4 separate regions of the Homo sapiens genome follow, and all the other regions are linked to region 4. Evidence: chromatin contacts called from ENCODE Hi-C or POLR2A ChIA-PET data. All regions are on one chromosome and are shown on one strand. The core of a region is the stretch at or near the end of the contact, and the rest is flanking DNA. Distances in the headings are between cores, read along the strand shown.

What was found. A loop is a pair of places that touch in the nucleus more often than their neighbours do. ChIA-PET counts read pairs that join two places held with the same protein, here RNA polymerase II (POLR2A). Pooled maps may share reads with other maps.
Region 1: a map of B cell shows a loop between it and region 4 (9-fold over the local background). The contact joins the promoter of TRAPPC10 here to the promoter of PKNOX1 in region 4. A Hi-C loop is called at or near these places in 2 of 168 maps with a recorded cell type or tissue (B cell and naive thymus-derived CD4-positive, alpha-beta T cell), 2 of 37 single-sample maps with no recorded cell type and 14 of 50 pooled maps. POLR2A ChIA-PET finds 5 or more read pairs at or near these places in 1 of 52 experiments (T-cell).
Region 2: a loop to region 4 is called in a map of ascending aorta, with 22 times the contacts of the local background. The contact joins the promoter of CFAP410 here to the promoter of PKNOX1 in region 4. A Hi-C loop is called at or near these places in 4 of 168 maps with a recorded cell type or tissue (CD4-positive, alpha-beta memory T cell, ascending aorta, naive thymus-derived CD4-positive, alpha-beta T cell and 1 more), 10 of 37 single-sample maps with no recorded cell type and 15 of 50 pooled maps.
Region 3: a map of CD8-positive, alpha-beta T cell shows a loop between it and region 4 (6-fold over the local background). The contact joins the promoter of LRRC3 here to the promoter of PKNOX1 in region 4. A Hi-C loop is called at or near these places in 2 of 168 maps with a recorded cell type or tissue (CD8-positive, alpha-beta T cell and naive thymus-derived CD4-positive, alpha-beta T cell), 2 of 37 single-sample maps with no recorded cell type and 7 of 50 pooled maps.

What each region holds. Positions count from the first base shown.
Region 1 is chr21:44,009,134-44,014,143 of GRCh38, reverse strand. TRAPPC10 (trafficking protein particle complex subunit 10) reads right to left here and starts at 1,835. Exons shown (of 23, transcript NM_003274.5): 1 at 1,584-1,835. The coding sequence starts at 1,650. RefSeq lists enhancers at 331-380, 401-460 and silencers at 1,011-1,680, 1,831-2,210.
Region 2 is chr21:44,337,997-44,343,228 of GRCh38, reverse strand. It overlaps CFAP410 (cilia and flagella associated protein 410), which reads left to right and starts at 3,839. Exons shown (of 7, transcript NM_004928.3): 1 at 3,839-4,111. The coding sequence starts at 4,035. RefSeq lists enhancers at 512-1,155, 1,156-1,798, 3,661-3,880 and silencers at 3,881-4,250, 4,551-4,670.
Region 3 is chr21:44,452,901-44,458,084 of GRCh38, reverse strand. It overlaps LRRC3 (leucine rich repeat containing 3), which reads right to left and starts at 2,575. Exons shown (of 2, transcript NM_030891.6): 1 at 2,430-2,575; 2 at 1-1,587. The coding sequence starts at 1,440. The coding sequence ends at 667. It overlaps LRRC3-DT (LRRC3 divergent transcript), which reads left to right and starts at 2,801. Exons shown (of 4, transcript NR_047476.1): 1 at 2,801-2,841; 2 at 3,033-3,108. RefSeq lists silencers at 2,217-2,646, 2,735-2,914 and an enhancer at 3,078-3,578.
Region 4 is chr21:42,971,786-42,976,571 of GRCh38, reverse strand. It overlaps PKNOX1 (PBX/knotted 1 homeobox 1), which reads right to left and starts at 2,010. Exons shown (of 11, transcript NM_004571.5): 1 at 1,908-2,010. RefSeq lists enhancers at 485-1,211, 4,334-4,786 and silencers at 1,173-1,372, 1,513-1,832, 1,963-2,352, 2,663-2,822.

The DNA.
Region 1 (5,010 bases), core at 586-3,085, 1.0 Mb before region 4:
CATATTGCTATTGAAATGTAAGCAAGCTAGGAGGTAGAAGATAAAATTAGATGTGTGGATGTCCGTACAGGCAATGAATGTGTATCCAGCATTCACAACGTGCACAGCACTTTAGGAGAAAAATGTTCAACCTCTGGAAGACAGTAAAACTTAACATGAACTGCGCATGGCTTCATCTTCCCTGAGCACTGGGAAAGCCCCTGGGAAATTGCAGGGCCTGCAGACCAGCTCTACCCACATCTGCCCTCTGGGGCTGAAGGTGCAGAGTAGGAAAAGACTTTCAGCTGACAAATATTCTGGGGAGGAAAAAAGACAGCTACTGCTGAACTATGCAAGTCTCCAATTTTAAATGAGACACAGTCCACTTCCCTAAGAAAAGTCTATCATCTCGTCTAGGTCTCTGTAGAAAAAAAAGAGAGAGGAGGAGAGGAGAAGAGACAAAATAAAGCAAAAGGAAGGAAAGAAATAAGTCTATCACCTAAAGCTGAAGCAACAAAATTCAACCTTCAATATACAGTTTCTCAGGGATCTAACAGGAAGGAACACAGCAGGTGCACACCCGCTGACAGAGTGAGAGGGAAACAGGAGTTCTCACGACATACAGTCTACTGTGGCCTGGGCACCCAGATTTTGCAACAGAGAGTGCTTCCTTTCCAAGCACGAAAGACAACTAGAAAAAAACTAACTGCATACATGCATGAAAATACAGAATACTGTCAAAGGTCAAAAATCGTAACAGTCTGAAACACCTCTCTGCAAGTCACCTAAAAGCCAACCAACAAACATTTCAATACTTCCCATAAGCTCACTGTTCTTAACCGTATTTAACTCTGGAGAGTCACACTTCTAAAATTTAGGGAACATTTTTCCCGTAACAGAAAAACAGTTCCTTTGTGTATGCATTAAAGGAGGGGTGCGGGGAGGACACGACACCCAAGAGGCACCAGGTGTCCGTAGTGTAGACTCGAGCGGGAGGCTGTTCATGGGGAGCAAGCTCGCCTAAGCGCCCGAGCCTCGGCTTTCTCATCCGTAAAATGGTTTGAGTGCGCGGCGGGGAAGTGTGTAGGAGCGAAAGCAGTCCCGGCGGCTCTGCCTGACGCTTCACCCCGCAACAAACTGTTCCTACTTCGCCAACGCCTGCAACTCTGCGAGCCCCCAAGGACTTCCCCGTAGTCGGGGAAAGGGCGCCCGCGGGCAAAACCGCCCGGCGGAAGAGGCCGGGGCCCCCAGGTCCCGGGCGCGCGGCTCAACGGGGGCGGGACGGGGCGGTGGCAGCCCCCGCTCCTCGCCCTCGACGCCGGCGCGCGCCCAGTCCCGGGCAGAGTCCGCCGGGTTCCACCGGCTCCAACTGCAGCCGGCCCGAGGGCGCCCCCCAGGGGTCAGAGGTCGCCCGGCGGGAAGGTCAGAGGGCGTCCCCGAAAAGTCAGAGGGCCCCGCCTCAGCCGCAGCCCTGGTCACACCTCCAGGAAGCGGCCCAGCCCGGAGCGCGCCGGGGGCTGAAGGTCTGGGGGCGCCGGGTGCATAACGCCAGGGCCCGGGCCCGCCCAACGACCGCCGCGCCCTCCCCGCCTCCGGGCACTCACAGGTGACGATGGGCTTGTTCTCCATGGTGTAGATCACCGGCGGCAGCGGCTCCTCAGAGGCGTCCATGGGCGTCCGGCGTCACCGGCCCGGCCCCCCGCGCCCCATGGGCAGCCCCGAGGCCGCGCCGGGCCCAGCCGGAGCCCGAGCCTGAGCGGCGCCGCCCGCCCGGCCGCGCCAGGCAGCTCCGGAGCCGGTTGCGCCGCAGCTGCCGCCCGCTGCTGCCGGCCTCAGCCACTTCCGGCCTCGGCGCCGCCGCATGACCATTTCCGGGGCGCGCGAGGCTTCACGGGGCGGGTCTTCGCCGCGCTTCGCCTCCGACGGAAGTGCGCCCGGGCCGGCCGCGCGGGACCGGGAGGTGGGAAGTGGGAGGCGGAGCGGGGCTCCCGGGACACGTCCATCTTCCTCCCTCGGCAGTGGGCGCCCCGCTGGGCCCTGCGCCGGAGCTGAGGCCAGGACTCGGCAGGCGGGCCTCGCGCGCGGTGAGCGAGCCTGGACGCTCCCGGACCAGAGACGCCGGCCTCGCTGCCCTCGCGTTCCCCGCAGCTCGGGCGTCCCGCGGCGGGCCGCTGCTCCCCGGCCGGGCTCCTTATCGCGCTGGGGGCTCCCGCAGGCCCTCGCCGCTGAGTGTCCCCGGCGCGTGCCTTCCGCCTACCGCTGGGCTCTTCCCGTTTCCCTCACGCCGCAAATGTTTTTGTGGGGACCTGGCCCTCGGCATTTCGGAATGCCACAAAATAAACCTCACACTTAACTGCATATGGGCTTCTTGTGCACGTAAACGGGGGGGGCGGGGCGCGGGTGTTTCTTTTTCTTTTTTTCTTTGGAGCAGGGTCTTCCTCAGTTGGCTCAGGCTGGAGTGCAGTGGCGGGACACGGCTCACTGCAGCCTCCACCTTCCAGGCTCAAGCGATCCTCCCGCCTTGTTTCCCCCCGCCCCACCCCCTCCGCCAGTAACTGGGACCACGGGGGCAGCCACCACGCCCAGCTAATTTTTTTCTTTTCTTTTCTTTTGTCGGGATCTCACTATGTTTTCCAGGCTGGTTTCAAACTCCTGGGCTCAAGTGATCCTCCAGCCTTGGCCTCCCAAAGTGTTGAGATTACAGGTGTGAGCCATCACTCCCAGCCATAAAATGACAAAAACTGTCAACCAAAAATAATCAAAAGGGTCAGAATCTAGAGTTTAGTCAAATGCGAAGCTTGAGGCGCCCAGGAAACATTATAAAGAATGGAAGTCAGTGTTCTCAAACGTAGAAATTTGGGGTCGTTTCTATAGCCAGCGTCTCGGGAAGCCTAACCGAATTTCAGCGTCTTTTCTGTATAAGGCCTAATGCATAGTTACAACAGTCTGTTTAGTCGAGGTGGTCTTTTTCTTTGGGGACCCACTGAAGATGAAACAGTCCTGGGGTCTCTGTGCTGTCTGGTCTAAGTCAGGTACAGGACAATGGAGACAGCTAATCTGTAACAAAAATCACCAAATGGGAAGGGGGAGACCTGGTCTTTCTTAGTCATTAACAGCAGCAGTCCCCAACCTTTTTGGCACCAGGGACCAGTTTCATAGAATGCAGTTTTTCCACAGACAAAGTTGGGGTGGTTTCAGGACGATTCAAACACATTTCATTTATTGTGCACTTTATTATTTTTATGTTGTAATATGTAATAAAATACAACTTCCCATAATGTGGAATCAGTGGGAGCCCTGAGCTTGTTTTCCTGCAACTGGACGGTCACATCTAGGGATGATGGAAGCCAGGGACACATCATTAGGGATGAGATTCTCATAAGGAGCACGCAACCTAGACCCCTCCAATGTGCAGTTCACAACAGGGTTCACCCTCCTAGGAGAATCCAGCGCTGCTGCTGACCTGACAGGAGGCGGAGCTCAGGCGGTAATGCCAGCGATGGGGAGCAGCTGTAAATACAGATGAAGCTTTGCTCCCTGGCCTGAAGCTCACCTCCTGCTGTGTGGCCTGACCGGTATGTGTCTGTGGCCCTGGCGGTCGGGGAGCCCTGATTTACAGAGCAGCCACAATGAGGAAGACACTTGTGCTCAAGAACAAGGAGGAAGAGCATTAAACTGTAATCGAAGAAGCAGAATTGCAAACTTGCTACTGACTCAGTCTCCAGGGCTTAACTTCACCCTTGGCATCATAAGTTTAGAGAGTCCTGAAGTTTTTTTTAACAAAATGTATATATGAGATAGTTTGGGTGTGAACACAGCTGCTAAATGTGTGAACATAGTGTAGTGTGGTGCACTGTAATGGTGTGAGAGGCAAGAGACCAGACTTCTGGGCAGCTAAAGCAGCAGGCCGGCAAGGCAGGGCACTGGAGGGGAAGAAGCTTAGCAAGAGTGGGGAGCCGAAGTCGATGTAGGGTTCCCTGAAAGTCCTTGGCCTAGGCTGGACTACACGTGTGGGACGACTCTATGGGTTTACCAGGAAGCGGCTGTTACAGAGTTGAGGATGGCACAAAGACTAGAGGTCCAGTAGTGCTACAGGAAAGGACTTTCCGTTTTGTTTTCTTTTCAGACAGTCTTGTTCTGTCACCTAGGCTGGGGTGCAGTGGTTTGATCGTTATCTCAGTGCAGCCTAGAACTTCTGGGCTCAAGTGATCCTCCCACCTCAGCCTCCCAAGTAGTTGGGACCACAGGTGAGTGCCACCACGCCCGGCTAATTTTTTCTTTTTTTGTAGAGAGAGGGTCCCACTCTGTTGCCCAGGCTGGTCTTGAACTCCTGGCCTCAAGCAGTCCTCCTGCCTAATCCTCCCAAAGTGCTGGGATGACGAGTACGAGCCACCGTGCCCAGTCAAGACCTTTTTAATGCCATTAACACTGAGGACATTGAGCTGAGACACTAGATTGAGAATCACATTCCCAGGGGTCAGCAAACGACCTATAAAGGGCCCAGATAAGTATTTTAGGTTGTGTGGGCCACATGCAGTTTTTGTTTCATATTTTTGCTTGTTTTTTTTTTTTTTTTAAACAACTCTTTAAAAATATAAAAGCCATTCCTGGCTTTAAGTGCTGTACAAAAACAGGCCATCAACACATGTGGCTTGTGAGCCAGAGGTTGCCAGTCCCTCCCCTAGAATAAGGACTACTCCAGGCCCGCCTTAACAACGTCTAAAGCAAAACCCTGACCCGATCCACAAGACGGTCAGAGTTTGGAGGTTAAGTCCTGCCAAGTAAGAGGGGCCTGGGAGACACCTGGGACATTGCTCAGTAAACAGAGCCTAAAGCTAAGCCTACACAGCCCAGCATGGTACGTCCAGTAATGGAACTACAAACTAGAACGAAAGTCAGGATTTTTCAGTGGAAGAGCACCCTGAGTCTCCCTCATTTGTTATTTATCAGTGTTGAATATACACTAAAAAAACAAAAATCACTAAACATACAAAGAAAGAGGAAAACGTAAGCCATAGTTAAGAAAAAAAA
Region 2 (5,232 bases), core at 2,590-5,089, 1.4 Mb before region 4:
TGTCTCATGCCTTCCTAAAAAGTAAAAAACCAAGCTGTGCCCCGACCACCTTGGACACATGTTCTCAGGATTTCCTGAGGGCTGCGTCACGGGCCATGGTCATTCATATCTGGCTCAGAATAAATCTCTTAAAATATTTTACAGAGTTTGACTCTTTTTGTCAACACCACGATATAGAAGGTTAAATAAAACCCATCTGATGAGAATTTATGGTTTGTAGGGCATGACTGTCCATGCCCTTTAGGAATTTGGGCAAGATAAAAAAAGAAAAATCAGAGTTTAGTCCTCAATTACTTCAAGGCCGAGAGTGAGTTCTGGCCTTGAAGTAATCTTGTTGGAGACAGAATGAGGTGTCCGGTCCCTTTCAGGAGCTGACCCCTGAAGCTTCCAAGCAAAGAGATGACCAGATAAGTGAGCATGGTGTGTGCTTAACAGGCATCCAGGTAAACTAAATGTGCATAAGGCCTGAGAGCACAGGATGGGAACGGAGTGGAGGTTCACATTCCCAGGCTGTATTTCAAGATGGAAGGTAACACAAGCAGCTTGTCTCAGTTACATCTTCAGACTAGGGTGGAGGAGGAGGAAAGGGGAAAGGGGAAAAAGTTTTAAAACATGGTTTGAGGCTTAGCTGTGTGAAAGGAATATAAAGCTCAAGACCTTAAAATCACTAAGTCAAGGGAAAAGTCAGCTGGAAAATGCATCAGGCAAACCTGCCTCCAATTTTATTCCTAAATAAGATCGCTACAAAGATAAAAAGCTATGAAGCTCCCTCACAATTTGCCCACAAGGAAATTCCTTGTGGGCCTCAAGATCTTTACCCTCAAACAGTTCTGTTGAATTTCACCCTGGAATGTAAACTGATAGCTGATCTTCACAGGTGTGGGACAGGAGGTCATCCCCCTGCTCACCGGAGACACATGCCTATCTGTTTGCTTTCTCTGCCTTATTGTTTATGTAAAAATGCAGATTTACTAAGCTAGACCAAATTGTGTATTCAGTGAAAGGACTCAAAAGAATGCAATCTTTTGTCTCTTATCCACCGATGACCTGGAAGCTGGAAGCCTCCCTCCACCCCCACAACCCCACCCGGCCTTCAAGGTGTCCTGCCTTTCCAGACTGAACTAATGTACATCTTTTTTTTTTTTTTAAGACGGAGTCTCGCTCTTGTTGCGCAGACTGGAGTGCAATGGCACAGTCTCGGCTCACTGCAACCTCTGCCTCCCGGGTTCAAGCGATTCTCCTGCCTCAGCCTCCAAAGTAGTTGGGATTACAGGCGCCCACTGTCAGGCCTCTGAGCCCAAGCTAAGCCACCATGTCCCCTGTGACCTGCACGTACACATCCAGATGGCTGGTTCTCGCCTTAACTGATGACATTCCACCATAAAAGAAGTGAAAATGGCCTGTTCCTGCCTTAACTGATAACATTGTCTTGTGAAATTCCTTCTCCTGGCTCATCCTGGCTCAAAAGCTCCCCTACTGAGCACCTTGTGACTCCCACTCTGCCCGCCAGAGAACAACCCCCCTTTGACTATAATTTTCCTTTATCTACCCAAATCCTATAAAACGGCCCCACCCTTATCTCCCTTCACTGACTCTCTTTTCAGACTCAGCCCACCTGCACCCAGGTGAAATAAACAGCTTGATTGCTCACACAAAGCCTGTTTGGTGGTCTCTTCACATGGACACGAGTGAAACCCACCACCGCGCCCAGCTAATTTTTTGTATTTTTAGTAGAGACAGGGTTTCACTATGTTGGCCAGGCTGGTCTCGAACTCCTGACCTCAGGCCATCCACCTGCCTCAGCCTCCCAAAGTACTGGGATTATAGGCGTGAGCCACCGCGCCCGGCTTAATGTACATCTTATACATATATTTTTTCTTCTTTTTCCATCTTACACATATTGATTGATGTCTCATGTCTCCCTAAAAATGTATGAAAGCAAGCTGTGCCCCAGCCACCCAGGGCACATGTCATCAGGACCTCCTGAGGCTGTGTCATGGGCTTGTCCTTAACCTTGACAAAATAAACTTTCTAAACAGATTGAGTCCTGTCTCAGATATTTTGGATTCACAGCTGCTAAGCTGCTCGGTTACAATTGAAGGCTCATGGGTTAGGGGTTGTTCAAAGGTAGTTTGGTGAACAGGGGGCTAGGGCATGGGGAGTGCTGATTGGTTAGGTGCGAGATGAAATCTAGCTGTCCTTTTGGTCCTTTTGTGCTGCATGGCTTCTGGGTGGGGCCACAGGAGCTGTTGGCAAGACATTTAGCTGGATCCATCCGTGTGAGACATGCAAGAAACCTGCAAAGGTACAATAGTGATGTTACCTGCAGGAGTAATTGGGGAAGTAGCTTATCTTGTGACCTCCAGAATAATGGCTGACGAATGTTTACATCTGCATCTTAGTGGAATTCATGCTCCTCTATCCTTCTAGGCTGGTAGTGTAACCGCCCAATGGGTTCGCCTTGCCCACTGCCTAGACAGAACCGATTTATCAAGGCAACGGAATTGCAATGGAGAAAGAGTAATACACACAGAGCTGGCTGTGCAGGAGAGCAGAGTTTTATTATCACTCAAATCAGTCTCCCCAAGCATTCGGGGATCCGTGTTTTTAAGGATAATTTGGCGGGTATGGGCTCAGAAAGTGGTGAGTGCTGATTGGTCAGGTCGAAGATTAAATCATAGGGGGTCAAAATGAGTTCTGGCTGACTTCTGTCCCTGGGTGGGATCACACACATGGTTGAGCCAGATTATCCGTTTGGGTGGTGTCATCTGCTGCATCTGAATGCAGGGTCTACAAAATATTTCAAGCACTGACCTTAAGTTTTGCAACAGTGATGTTATTCCCAGAAGCAATTTGGGGAGGTTCAGACTCTTGCCGCCAGAGGTTGCATGGCCCCTAAACTGTAATTTTTAATCTCGTAGCTTAATTTGTTAGTCCTACAAAGGCAGACTGGTCCCCAGGCAAGAAGGGTTTTTTTGGGAAAGGGCTATTATCAATTTTGTTTCAGTTTAATCTATAAACTAAATTCCTTCCCAAGGCTAGTCTGGTCTACACCCAGGAATGAACAAAAGCAGCTTAGAGGATAGCAGGAAGATGGGGTGGGTGAGGAGATCTTCCCCTGTCATAATTTCTTCAGTTATGATTTTTGCAAAGGCGGTTTCAGTGGTCTCATTAGCTTTACAAAGGCTGTTTAGTTTTGAGGAAGGGCTGCTATCACTTAAACTATAAATGTCTCCCAAAGTTACCTTTGCTTATCCAGGAATAATTAAGGGCAGTTTTAAGGCCAAAGGCAAGATGGGGGTTGGCCAGATCTCCTTCAAGGCCAACCTTCTCTCACCGATACAATTTTTTGCAAAGGCGGTTTCAGAACGTCAGAACGCCTGTCTTAATGTAACTGTGGCCCATGTAACGATGTTTAGAGGGTCTTATCTGATTTCTAAAAGGTTGAAATGCTTGTAAGGGCTCTGCTGGACCTGCCCGTGCGTCTTTCCTATAAATGCGTCTTTTCTGTAAATGCTGGGAGGGAGGGAGACAAGGAATCAACACAGCCCCAGGGCTGCCCTGGGTTTATTCCAAGAGTTTGAATCGCGTAACTTGGAGCTGTGTAGCGCCCATGCCATCCACGCTAGGCCTGCGCTCAGAGTCAGGCCTAGGCACTCGGCCATGATGCGCGTCGGACCGAGCCCACCCCGCTCGGTTCCTGGGAGCAGCAGTTCAGCCCTCACTGGGCCGACTCGGGGACCGCCACCTGCACCCACCCTCTGCTCGCTGCGCGCTTCCGGGGTCGCGTTAGAATCGCGTCAGAGAAGGGCGCCCCAGGCCGCGCATGAGCAGGAGCAGAGCCAACGTGTCAGCGGCGCCCAAGCGGCCCCAGCGGGCTCGCGTCGCCCCGCTCTCCTCACCGAGCCGCCAATCGGCTCAGGATCCGCCCCTGACGACGCGGGCCCCGCCCCTGGAGACACGCGCCGCGCAGTCGTCACCCGCCCGGGATCAGGAGGCCGGGGGCGCCCGCCGGTCGGGCCTGGGCGGCCGCCATGAAGCTGACGCGGAAGATGGTTCTGACCCGGGCCAAGGCCTCGGAGCTGCACAGCGTGCGCAAGCTCAACTGCTGGTGAGGCGGGGCCTGGCCGCGGCCGCCCCGGGGTGGGGGGAGGAGCCGGGGCGGGGCGAGGGCGGAGCCGGAGGGAGGAGCCGGGGCGGGGAGAGGGCGGAGCCGGAGGGAGGAGCCGGGGCGGGACGAGGGCGGAGCCGGAGGGAGGAGCCGGGGCGGGGAGAGGGCGGAGCCGGGGCGGGGAGAGGGCGGAGCCGGGGCGGGGAGAGGGCGGAGCCGGAGGGAGGAGCCGGGGCGGGACGAGGGCGGAGCCGGAGGGAGGAGCCGGGGCGGGACGAGGGCGGAGCCGGAGGGAGGAGCCGGGGCGGGACGAGGGCGGAGCCGGAGGGAGGAGCCGGGGCGGGGCGGGGCGGGGGCGGAGTGGAAGGGGGGAGGGGCAGGGGCGAGGGCGGCGAAGGAGCCGCGGGTGAGGGAGGGGAGGAGGCCGGGGGTCGGGGTCGCCTGGGCCCCCCCCCATTTCCCGGCCCGCCTTTGCCCCGGGTGCCCTGTGGGCTGGGTCTGTTGTCTGGGGTTGCCAGCAGTCACTGGGACCAAGTCGAATAGGAGAGAGAACTGAGCTTTCCAGGACTGAGTCAGGAAACACGTTGGTAATCAGTACTGGGGGCGGCCGTTCCCAGGGTACTCCTAGCAGGTGACAGGAAGGGACGTGGGTGCGGTGGGACCCAGGCAGGCTGAAAGGCAGGTAATGCTGAGTCTCACTGAGCCAAGGAAGACCAGGAGCTTCCAGAAGAGGGAGCCTGGAGTTGAGGCCTGCAAGATCTCCAGGGTTCCCTGGGGACTCAGCAGAGTGACCGCGCCGTGTCAACTGGCCTCACCGTGCAGGCGGGTGTGGGGGTCAGCGAGAGCAGACGCTTCCTCCCAGGGGTGTCCGCAGACTGCCCAGAGTGAGCTCTTCCCTGTTAATTAAAAAGCTTTTCTCTCTGCCCTGGCATATCTGGTGTTTTGGCTACAATTCCCGTGTCATTTGCTTTCAATAATGCATTTCTTTGTTTTGCATGGGGTGGTCAGTACTCCCACTAAGCTGGGAGAAACAACAACCCTGTTTCAGGCTTTTAAAGTTTGCTTCATAAGTTGCCTGTTCACCCTTTGAACTTGACCTCTTATAAAGACGCCCTTGTTTA
Region 3 (5,184 bases), core at 1,326-3,825, 1.5 Mb before region 4:
CTGAACTGAAATTTTGGCACTACGGTTACTCAAAACAAACATTTGAGAATAAAAAAGGGTAGGACAGTTTGTTTGAGCTACACATCCCACTTAGCTCTCTAGAAAAACCTGGTCTCTGTTACTTTGCTCTGGAAACAGGGCTTACGTTCCAATGTACTTCGAACACTGGAACAAGGCTCATGTTTACCTACAATGCACTTTGTAAGTAAACAAGGGCAAGTCAGCTCCTCAGCACAGGACTTATCAGCGCCTTCAGCGGGTGAACCTGCACCCAAGCTCCCTCTGGTGAACCCTCTCGCTTGCAGAGCACCCCCTTAGTCCTCTGAGTGCATATCCACAGCCTGCAGGGCCCCGTGTGGGAGAGGCTGGCATGGTGGAAGGAGGCGGAATGTCACGATGGACAGCCCGGGTTGAAGTTCCACTGGGATAATTTCCTGATGGTATCGTCACGGGCAGTCATTCCGTTCCTCTAAGCTTCAGGTTCCTCATCCGTCACACGGATGTGTGGCAAAACCACCCAGCCTGGAGGTGCTGCTGTGCCTGAGTGCAACAGTGGGGAGCACACATGGCTGTGACACCTGCCTCAGGGAAGAGCAAAAGCAGCATCAGTCACCACCTACTACAAAAGTGACAGCAGCCACCGGCGGGGGTCTGCCGGAACAGGCGCTAGGGCCCCGGGCCGATGGGGTCCTTGGAGGCGGGGGCGCTGGGCAGAGACTTCAGGTACTCCAGGTGCCTCCGGGCATCCTCCTGGTTGTGGCGCACATAGTACACGACGTAGGCGATCACCATGGCGAACCAGCCGAACATGGTGACCAGCATGGCCACGTCTGTGGTCCTGTGGGGGACGCTGCAGAGGCTGGCACCCGCATCCAGAGCCTGAACCAGAGGCTTCCCCACAAACTCCTCCTGCACTGAGGTGTGGCAGGCGATCTCGTCCACAGAGTCGGGGTCCAGCTTCAGCTCCCACAGGGCCTCCTGCAGGGCGCACTCGCAGTGCAGGGGGTTGTGGGACAGGCGTATCTTGGCGCTGAGTTTGCCCAGGGCGTCCTTGGGGATCCTCTGGATGCGGTTGTAAGACAGGTCCAGCAGCCGCAGGCCCCCGGCCAGGCCCGCGAAGGTGGCGGAGCCGATGGCCTCGATGGCGTTGTGAGACAGATCCAGCTCCCTGAGCCGGTGCAGGTGCTGGAAGGCCCCGTCCGGGAGGTGGGAGATCTTGTTGGCATCGAGCTTCAGGAGCACGGTGTTGGCCGGGATGTCCTCGGGGACCTCCTGAAGGCCCCGCAAGCTGCAGAAGACAGCCACAGCCCCTGCGTGGTCAGGGCACCGGCAGGGCTGTGGGCAGGCGGCGCCCAGGTGCAGGCAGAAGAGGAGGAAGAGACAAGACTCCCGGGTGGAGACCAGCAGGAGCGAGGGGCGAGGTGGGCGCACGGTGCCCATCCTGACCTGACCTGGGGACGGGGACACGCGAGCCTCTGCTAGGGCCTGGGGATGGAGCTGGTTTCCGCAGGCAAGGCCTTATCCAACCAGACATGAAACCGCCATCCTGCCCCGCTGGGAGAAGCAGTGCAGTCCACTCTGGCAGCTCTGAAAGGGAAGACGCAGGAGGGAGCGGAGAGGGAGGGAGGGTGGTCAGCACTGCCGGCTGCGGTCACCTGGGAAACGCGTCCACTGGTGGGGAGGGTGTTGAGGGCCCACTGAAGGGTCTGGGGTGGGGAGCACGCCTCCTTAAACAGCTCTGCCTGTAACTTACTTCTGGAGACTCCCAATGCGCCCGGGAGGAGCGTCCCACAAGTGCAGGGAGCTGGCACTGCCAGGGGGCTCCGCATGGCCCAGTGGGTGGTCACTGCGGCCACCCCTGGCCACCTACAGCACCGCTGGGGACCAAAGGCCGGGCGGCGGAGTGGCGGCGGCTTGGACCACCCAGCCCCTCCCTCCTCAGGGTGGACGCCAGGAGGACGGTGACGGCTGCAGCTTCTCCCGAACCTGGAGCGCGGGTCAAGCTGGGCACGTGGCCGGGCACCAGCGGGCGCTCGCGCGCCAGGGGCTACTCCAGCAGCCAACGCCTGGCTGACTCCGACAACCCCTAAAAACTGTCATAACCCAGCAAGCCCTTCCCTGCCAGCCCTAAAGGAGCCGCGGCTCGCACCGGGCACAGAACCGCGCCTTTTCTTTCAACTGCCTGAAGAAGGAAACCGAGAAAACAGAGAAGCCAAGCCCTGTGCGCGCGGCCCGCGCTGGGCGTGGACGGCGGGGCCGCGCGCGGAGCCGGCCGGGAGAGGCTCGGACCCCCAGGACCTCCAGCCTTTAGACCCTCCGGCCCTAGGACCCCCGGAACCTGGGACCCCCGAGACCCCAGCACTCGCGGCGGGGGGATGGTCATGGGGTGGGTGGGAATCCACGCTCCCAGGGCTGGGCGGGGGCTTTACCTGCGCGGCGGCGGCCGGAGGCTGCTCTGCGCGCCGCTCCCGGGCCTCTCGGAGCCCGCCAGACCCAGCTCCACGCCTGGCGCGGCGGCCACCCCGCTGCCCCTGCGACCGCGCCCGCGACCACTAGCTGGGGAGGCCGCGACTCCGGCCTGCGCGGGCGAGGGGCGGGGTGGGGCGGGGCCTGGAGGGGGCGGGGCGAAAGGCGGAGACAGGCTGTGTCGATTCCCCGCGGGGGCGGGGAAGGGGCGGGGCATGTAAGGAGACCGGAACGGGATTTGTGGTTAGGCGGGGGCGGGGCTTGAGGGCGGGTTCTGCGGCAGGGCGGGGCCTGGAAGAGATGGGGGAGGGGCATGGGAGGGGCATGGGAGGGGCCGGTGGTGCGGCTTTAGATGGAGCTGGTACTAAGACCCAGGTCGCAGGGGCTGTGGGCGGGTTGTGGGAGTAATTGTGGCATGCTGGGGGCGTGGTTGTGGGGCTGAGGACGAGGTGGTGGGGGCTGAGGGCGTGGTTATGGGTGGGGGCGGGGTCTGCGCGCCGGGAGGGGCTGTGGGTCCAGCCCCTGCCCCTCACTCTGGGCAAATCCCCTCTTCCCTCTGGCATCAGGACTTCTGGGGCTTGAAGACCCTGGGTCTGCGGGAAGCCCCTGCTGAGCGTCCCTCGCCTACCCCGTGGCCAGTGGGTGAGTAGGGCTAGATCTCCGCCCATCTAGGTCCCCTTCTGCTCCAGCTCCAGCGTCTGACATCCCAAGGAAGGAACGCAGGGTGGGGGCATTTGAGCCGGACCTGAGCCATCCTCATGGTTTTCAAAAAGTAGCCTTATTGTGGTGTAATTGACAGACGGTAAGCCACATATTTCAATTTGGTACGTTTTAACACTCGGATACTCCTGTGAAACCATCACCACAATCAGCATAGTGAACACCCCGGGTTCCCTCTTGGTCATCTCTCCCTGCCCTCCCTCATCCCCAGGCAAGCACTGATCTGCATTCTGTCACTACTGATTACTTTGCATTTCCTATGATTTGCACAAATGGAATCATATAATATGTACTTTTTGTGTAGCTTCTTTCACTCAGCACAATTATTTTTGAGATTTGCCTGCGTCATTTGGTTTGTCAATGCGTATTTCTTTTACAGCTGCATGGTACTCCAGTGTATGAATGTACCACAGTTTGTGTCCATTCACCTGCTGGTGGGCATTTGGGTTGTTTCTGGTGTTGGCTCTTACAGATAAAGCTGATCCGAACATTGTGCACAAGTCTTTGGATGAATGCTTTTCTTTCTCTTGAATAGATGTCTAGGAGTGGAGTGGCTGGATGCCACGGTAGCCATATGTGAAACTTTTTAAGAAACTGCCAAAGCGATTGTATGGTTTTACATTCCACATCCTCCCCAGCACTTGGTATGGTTTGTCTTTTTAATTTCAAATACTCTAATAGGTGTGTGGTGATAGATGGAACTGTGGTTTTAATTTGCGTTTCCCTGTTGGCCAATGATGTTGAGCATCATTTCATCTGTTTATTCTCCATCTCCTGTAGTAAGCGTTGAGTTCAAATCTTTTACTCACTTTTAATTGGGTTGTTTATTTTCTTATTATTGAGTTTGGGAGTTTGTTGCATATTCTGGATACAAGTCCTTTATCAGATATGTGATCTGTAAATGCTTTCTCCAAGCCTTTGGATTGTGTGTTCATTCTCTTAACAGTTTTTCAAAGAGCAGAATTTTTTAATTTTGAGGAAATCCAATTTATGTTTTTCTTTTATGGATCCTGCTTTTGGTGTCATATATAAGAAATCTTTGCCTCACCCAAAGTCACAAGGGTTTTAGAGTTTTAAAGGTTTGCATTTGGGTCTATTACCTATTTTAAGTTTATTTGGGTTTATAGTATGAGATATGATTCAATGTTTATTTTTTGTGTATGTGGATAATCAGTTTTTTCCAGACTGTTGAAAAGACTATCCTTTCTCTTGTTTGCTGAGAGTCTTTTTAATCAGGAATGAAAGTTGGATTTTGTTTTTTCTGCATCTATTGAGAATCTTTTTGCGTGATGATCTATTAATATGATAGAGTATAATGATTGATTTTAAAGTGTTAAATCAATCTTGTGTTCTTGGGATAAAGCCCACGTGGTCATGATGTATTATCATTTTTATATGTGGTTGAATTATTTAATGGATATACAACTGCTGAGTTTATTTTATTCTTGACTGAATGTATGTAGTTTGTATCGCTCAAGAAATTGCCCATCGCATATAAGTTGTTGAATTTATTAGCATAAAGTTGTTCATAATATTCCTTTATCCTTTCAACATCTGTGAAGTATGAGGTGATGTCATCTTTCTCATTTCTGATACTGGCAATTGTGGCTTTTTTTTTAACTGAACAATCAGATAGCAGTTTATCAATTGTATTGATCTTCTCAAAGAAATAGCTTTTTGGTTTCGTTGATGCACTTTTTTTTCATTGACTTCCACTCTTTATTCTTTCTTTTGCTTGTTTTTTTGTTTGTTTGTTTTTGTTTTTGTTTTTGTTTTTGAGACAGAGTCTTGCCTTGTTGCCCAAGCTGGAGTTCAGTGGGGGCAATCTCGGCTCACTGCAAACTCCATCTTCCGGGTTCAAGTGATTCTCCTGCCTCAGCCTCCTGAGTAGCTGGGATTACAGGCATGTGCCACCATGCCCAGCTAATTTTTGTATATTTTTAGTAGAGATGGGGTTTCACCATGTTGACCAGGCTTGTCTCGAACTCCTGACCTCAG
Region 4 (4,786 bases), core at 761-3,260:
AACTTAGTGGATAGCAGTGGCAGAGTTTGAGAATAGCCTCCAACTTTGAAAGAATTTTCACTGTGGTTAAAATGCTATCAAAACAGCATCACATGCTACAAAGAAGTCTTTCATGAAAGGAGGAGTCCATCAATGCAGTAAATTTCACTGTTGTCTTATTTTAAGTAACTGACACAGCCACCACCACCCTGATCAGTCAGCAGCCATCCACACTGAGGCCAGATTGTCAAAGTATAAAACAAGCAGGACTCACTAAAGGCTCAGATGATCATTAGTATTTTTAGCACTAAAATATTTTTTAATTAACGTAAGCACATTTTTATAGATATAATGCTTGCTATTGCACACTTTAAGTAGTATACTGTAATTACAACTTTCATATGCACTGAAAAACCTAAAACTGTTGCGTCACTTGCTTTACTGCAATACTTATTTTACTGCGGTGGTCTGGATTAGAACTCGAATTATCTGAGGTACGCCTGTGTACAAGGACAGGATTCACAAATCACTCTAAGTAAATTAAGCAGAGTGATGAAAGGCTCATTGGGGTCAGCCTGCCATCTTCCAAATTATGACTAAATGCAAGAGCATCACCAATAACTATACTGGCAGAGGTTCACATTTCACCTCGATTCTTCCTTATGTTTAGAGAAAGCCTATTTTTCAGTATGCCAGGAAAAATCATGAAAGTAGACCTAACTAAAGCTGGGGGTTTCTTTCATCCTGAAGAGGAACCACTTCCTAAGGAAAAATCATCTACTGTTTTAAAAAGCAAACTCTCGTAGAGTTGGAAGAGAACCCCACACACAGGTGGAACACCCCCCAGGGCTGCGGCCCCGCCGTGGCGCTCAGCCTGGCCTGCCCTGGGCCCGACCTCAGGACGCCGCCATTCCCGGACCCTCGGGCCTCCCGTCAGGAATCCGCCATCGGAACGGAGGCCCTAACTGGTCCCGTCGCAGAGCCACTGTCCAAATAAGGCATTTCGAGAGCCACGAGGATGACATAAAGCAGACTCCGCGTTTCTTCATTTTTCGTTAAGTGACACGATTTCCCTCACAAGGAAGGTGCAAACCCACAGGGCGCCCAGACCCTGCCCGGCACTTCCTGTCATCCATTACCACGACCCGTGTGACAGAAGCGGCTCTTCCCACCAATTCCCGGGACGCCGGAACCGCTTCCCCAGCACCCGGCCCCAAACACTGCCGTCAGCGAGCGGCCCTGGGCTGCTCCCGCGCCGGCGCCCGGCTGAGGGCCACGAGCCCCATCACGCCCACCGCCCCCAGGACCCCGACCCACCCGCTCGCCACGGCCGAGGCCGGGGCCGGGGTCGCGGCCGCCATCTTCCCGCCTGCGCCGCCGCGCGCCCCGCACCCTCCGAGCAGCCCCGCCGGCCCTGAGGACTCCGCGAGGCCGCGGACCCGACCGGCCCCACGCGCGCCGCCCGCCCCGGCCCCGCCCCGCCGCGCGCCCCCGACCCTCACGCCCGCCGCCCCGCCCGCGCCGGGCTCCGCGCGCCCCCGCCCCGCGCCGGGGCGCGCGCCGCACTCCGAAAGGGACGGTTAGGAGCGCGCGCTTCGATCAGGCCCAGCGCGGCGGCGGCGGCGCCTTCCAGAAATTTCCGCGTCCCTCAACCCACACTAAGAAACCAACTGGGCGCGCCCCCGCGCCGGTTGGGCTGAAGGCGCCCCCTCCCCCGCGGGTGCCCGCTCCCCTCCCCCACCCGCGCCCCCTCCCCGCCCCCTGCCCCGGGCGGCGGGTCAAATGCGGGCCCTCGAGGGCAGCGCCGGCCCTCCAGACCCGGGCGGCAGCGGCGGCGGCGGGCGGCGGCCGCGGGCCGGTGTGATTGATAGGGACGGCGGCGGCGAGAGCGGCGGCGGCGGCGGCGGAGCGGTTGAGTGACAGCTTACCTGGGTGCCAATCTTCATCACACTGACAAGCGGCTGCAGCAATCGGGACCCGCAGTGCCGCGCCCGCGTCCAACCGTCACGCCGACGCTGGGCCACGCGACACAGCCTCGCTCAATGGGAGGAGGGCGACGCCGACGCGCGCCGCATCAATATTCAGAGAGGGGGCGGGGCCTGCCGGAGACGGGCCCCGCCCCTCCCTGCGCGGCGGCGGGCGCGGGGCGGGGCCTGATCGCTGGGGGAGGAGAGCGAGGGCGGGAACCGGGCGGTGGCCGGCCCCGCCTCCAGCCCCGCCCGCACCCGGAGCTAGGCCGTGCCCCCAACCGGCCGCGCCCGAGCGCGAGGAGCTGTCTGCCCCGCCCCGAAGGCAGAGCCTCCCGCCTTATGACTATGCAGTAGGGGCGTGGCCTCAGCGCACGTCTTGCCCCCTCCGCGCCCTCGGTTGCCGCCCAGGAGAGGTGTGTGTAGCCGGGCGAAACCATTTGCCTCGAGCAGGCGGGGAGGGAGGGCTGTACCATCCGTAACCCCACCGCCGGGCGTCCCGTAGCCGAAGGCCTCCGTTCTGTGTGTGCCCGGTTTGAATGTAAGCCCGTGGGAGCCTCGCAGCCTTCCTCCCCAGGCTCTGGAGCCCGGGTGGGCCCGTCCTGGGCGGCACAGTGGATGCTCACGTGCCTCCCCCCCTGCGGCAGCGCGAGTGCTTAGCACCTGAGGCTTTACCCTGGGGGCTGTCTTCCCTCTGTGAGGACCCCAGCAAGGACTCATGATGTCCACAGGTGCTTAGGGGTGGCCTCTGGGCTACTTGGCCTCGCTTGACCACACCTTCCGGCCCAGGTGAGCCTTGCGGGTCTAGGTGACCAATGCGGCCTCCAGGTAAAGGGCACCTGCCTTAGGGGACGCCCACAAGTGTCTGCATTTCAAACTGCTTTGAAAGACCACCCTAACCGACCACTGCCACAATGTACCCACAAGTGCAGATGGTGGCTTTGGTCTCCAAGATGTAAGGAAAGGGCGACACATTCCCCACTGCGTAGGAAAGCACACGGTTTGCCTGACTGGCCTTCAATACTGCAGAAACATCCATTTATGCAGTGGCCCACCGAAGGCCATCAGTGCCTTGAGTCCATACACAGCGCGGGAAGGGCAGCTCTGTGGGCCCCCACTCCTCCCGGAAGGCAGACAGGCCCAGGACTGGAGCTGATTGCTAGAGGGAGCCTGGGGGTAGGTCTAGGCATGAACAGCTCGGAGGACATCCCTCCTGTGTCTTCAGAGCTCCACACCGCCAGGAGGTCTTGGCCAAGTGCTGTGCAGCTGCAGAGCCGCCTCTTTCAGAAAGATGGGAAGCAGCAGGGTGGGCAAGAGGGAGGCCCTGAGATACTTGCCCAAGGAGGGAAGTTCAAGGGGACAAAAAAAGCTCAGTATTCAAGACTGAGCATAATCTGCAGAGCCTAGTGCAAGATCCAGATGCAAGTGTCAATAGGTGTTGGAACAGAGAGACTCCACATGGGCTGGGTAAACTGAAGCTGAGACCTGCTGGGCCGCACCCCCCAGGAGTTAAGGCGTTCTTAGTAATCGGATGAGATAGGAGGTCGGAACAAGACACAGGTCACAAGGATCCTGCTGATAAAACAGGATGCAGTAAAGAAGCCGGCCAAATCCCACCAAAACCAAGATGGCGGGGAAAGTGACCTGTGGCCTTCCTCACTGCTGATTATACACTAATTATAATATATGAGCTTGGTAAAACACACTCTCGCCAGCGCCATGACAGTTTTCAAATGCCATGGCAACGTTTGGAAGATACCCTACATTGCCTAAAAGGGGTCGGGCGCAGTGGCTCACGCCAGTAATCCCAGCACTTTGGGGAGGCCAAGGCGGGCAGATTACTTGAGGTCAGGAGTTGAGACCAGCATGGCCAATATGGTGAAACCCCATCTCTACTAAAAATACCAAAAAATTAAGCAGGCGTGGTGGCATACACCTGTAGTCCCAGCTACTTGGGAGGCTGAGGCAGGAGAATCGCTTGAACCTGGGAAGCAAAGGTTGCAGTGAGCCGAGATCACGCCATTGCACTCCAGCCTGGGCAACGAGCAAGACTCCATCTCCAATAAATAAATAAATAAATGGAAGAGGAAGCCTAAGTTCTGGGAATTCCCCACCACTTTCCCAGAAAACTCATGAATAATCCACCCCTTGTTTAGCACGTGATCAAGAAATAACCAATATAATTCAGGAACGGATTCTAGGGAAAAAAAAAAGGACCATAAAAATAGCCAACCAGCAGCCCTTGGGGCTGCTCTGCCTATGGAGTAGCCATTCTTTGGTTTATTTACTTCTCTAACAAACTCACTTTCACTTTACTCTGTGGATTCTCCCTGAATTCTTTCTTGTGTAAACTCCAAGAACCCTCTCTTGGGATCTGGATTGAGACCCCATTCCAGTAAGACAAAGTCCCTGGCTCAGAAATTACAGTGAAGAATTTCAAGGCAGTGACAGCAGAACCTTACCCCAAGCCTGGGCCCTTCTCAGCAGGGGCAGGGGCCCTGTGACATGCTGTTCAGGCCCCTGGAAGCAGCCCGGGGCTCACTGGCCACACCTACACCTGCCCCCGGTCTGAAGCTTTCATTTATTTGCATCTGGCCTGTGAGACAGCAGGAGTTCCACAGGAGGACCTGAGCGCATGGTCACCCAGAGCCCAGGAAGCAGCTGCAGCAAGTCCAGGGCAGACAGAAGCCCAGGCCCTGCCATCCCACTCTGGGCCCAGAAGACTCTGGGGTCATCAGCTAGGTGCCTTCTCTGCCAGCTGCTTTGCCGTTTCACCCACCATGAGCGGCCACCCTTCTTTTTCTTCATTTCTGAAGTCTGTCTTCAGAAAAGGGGGAAAG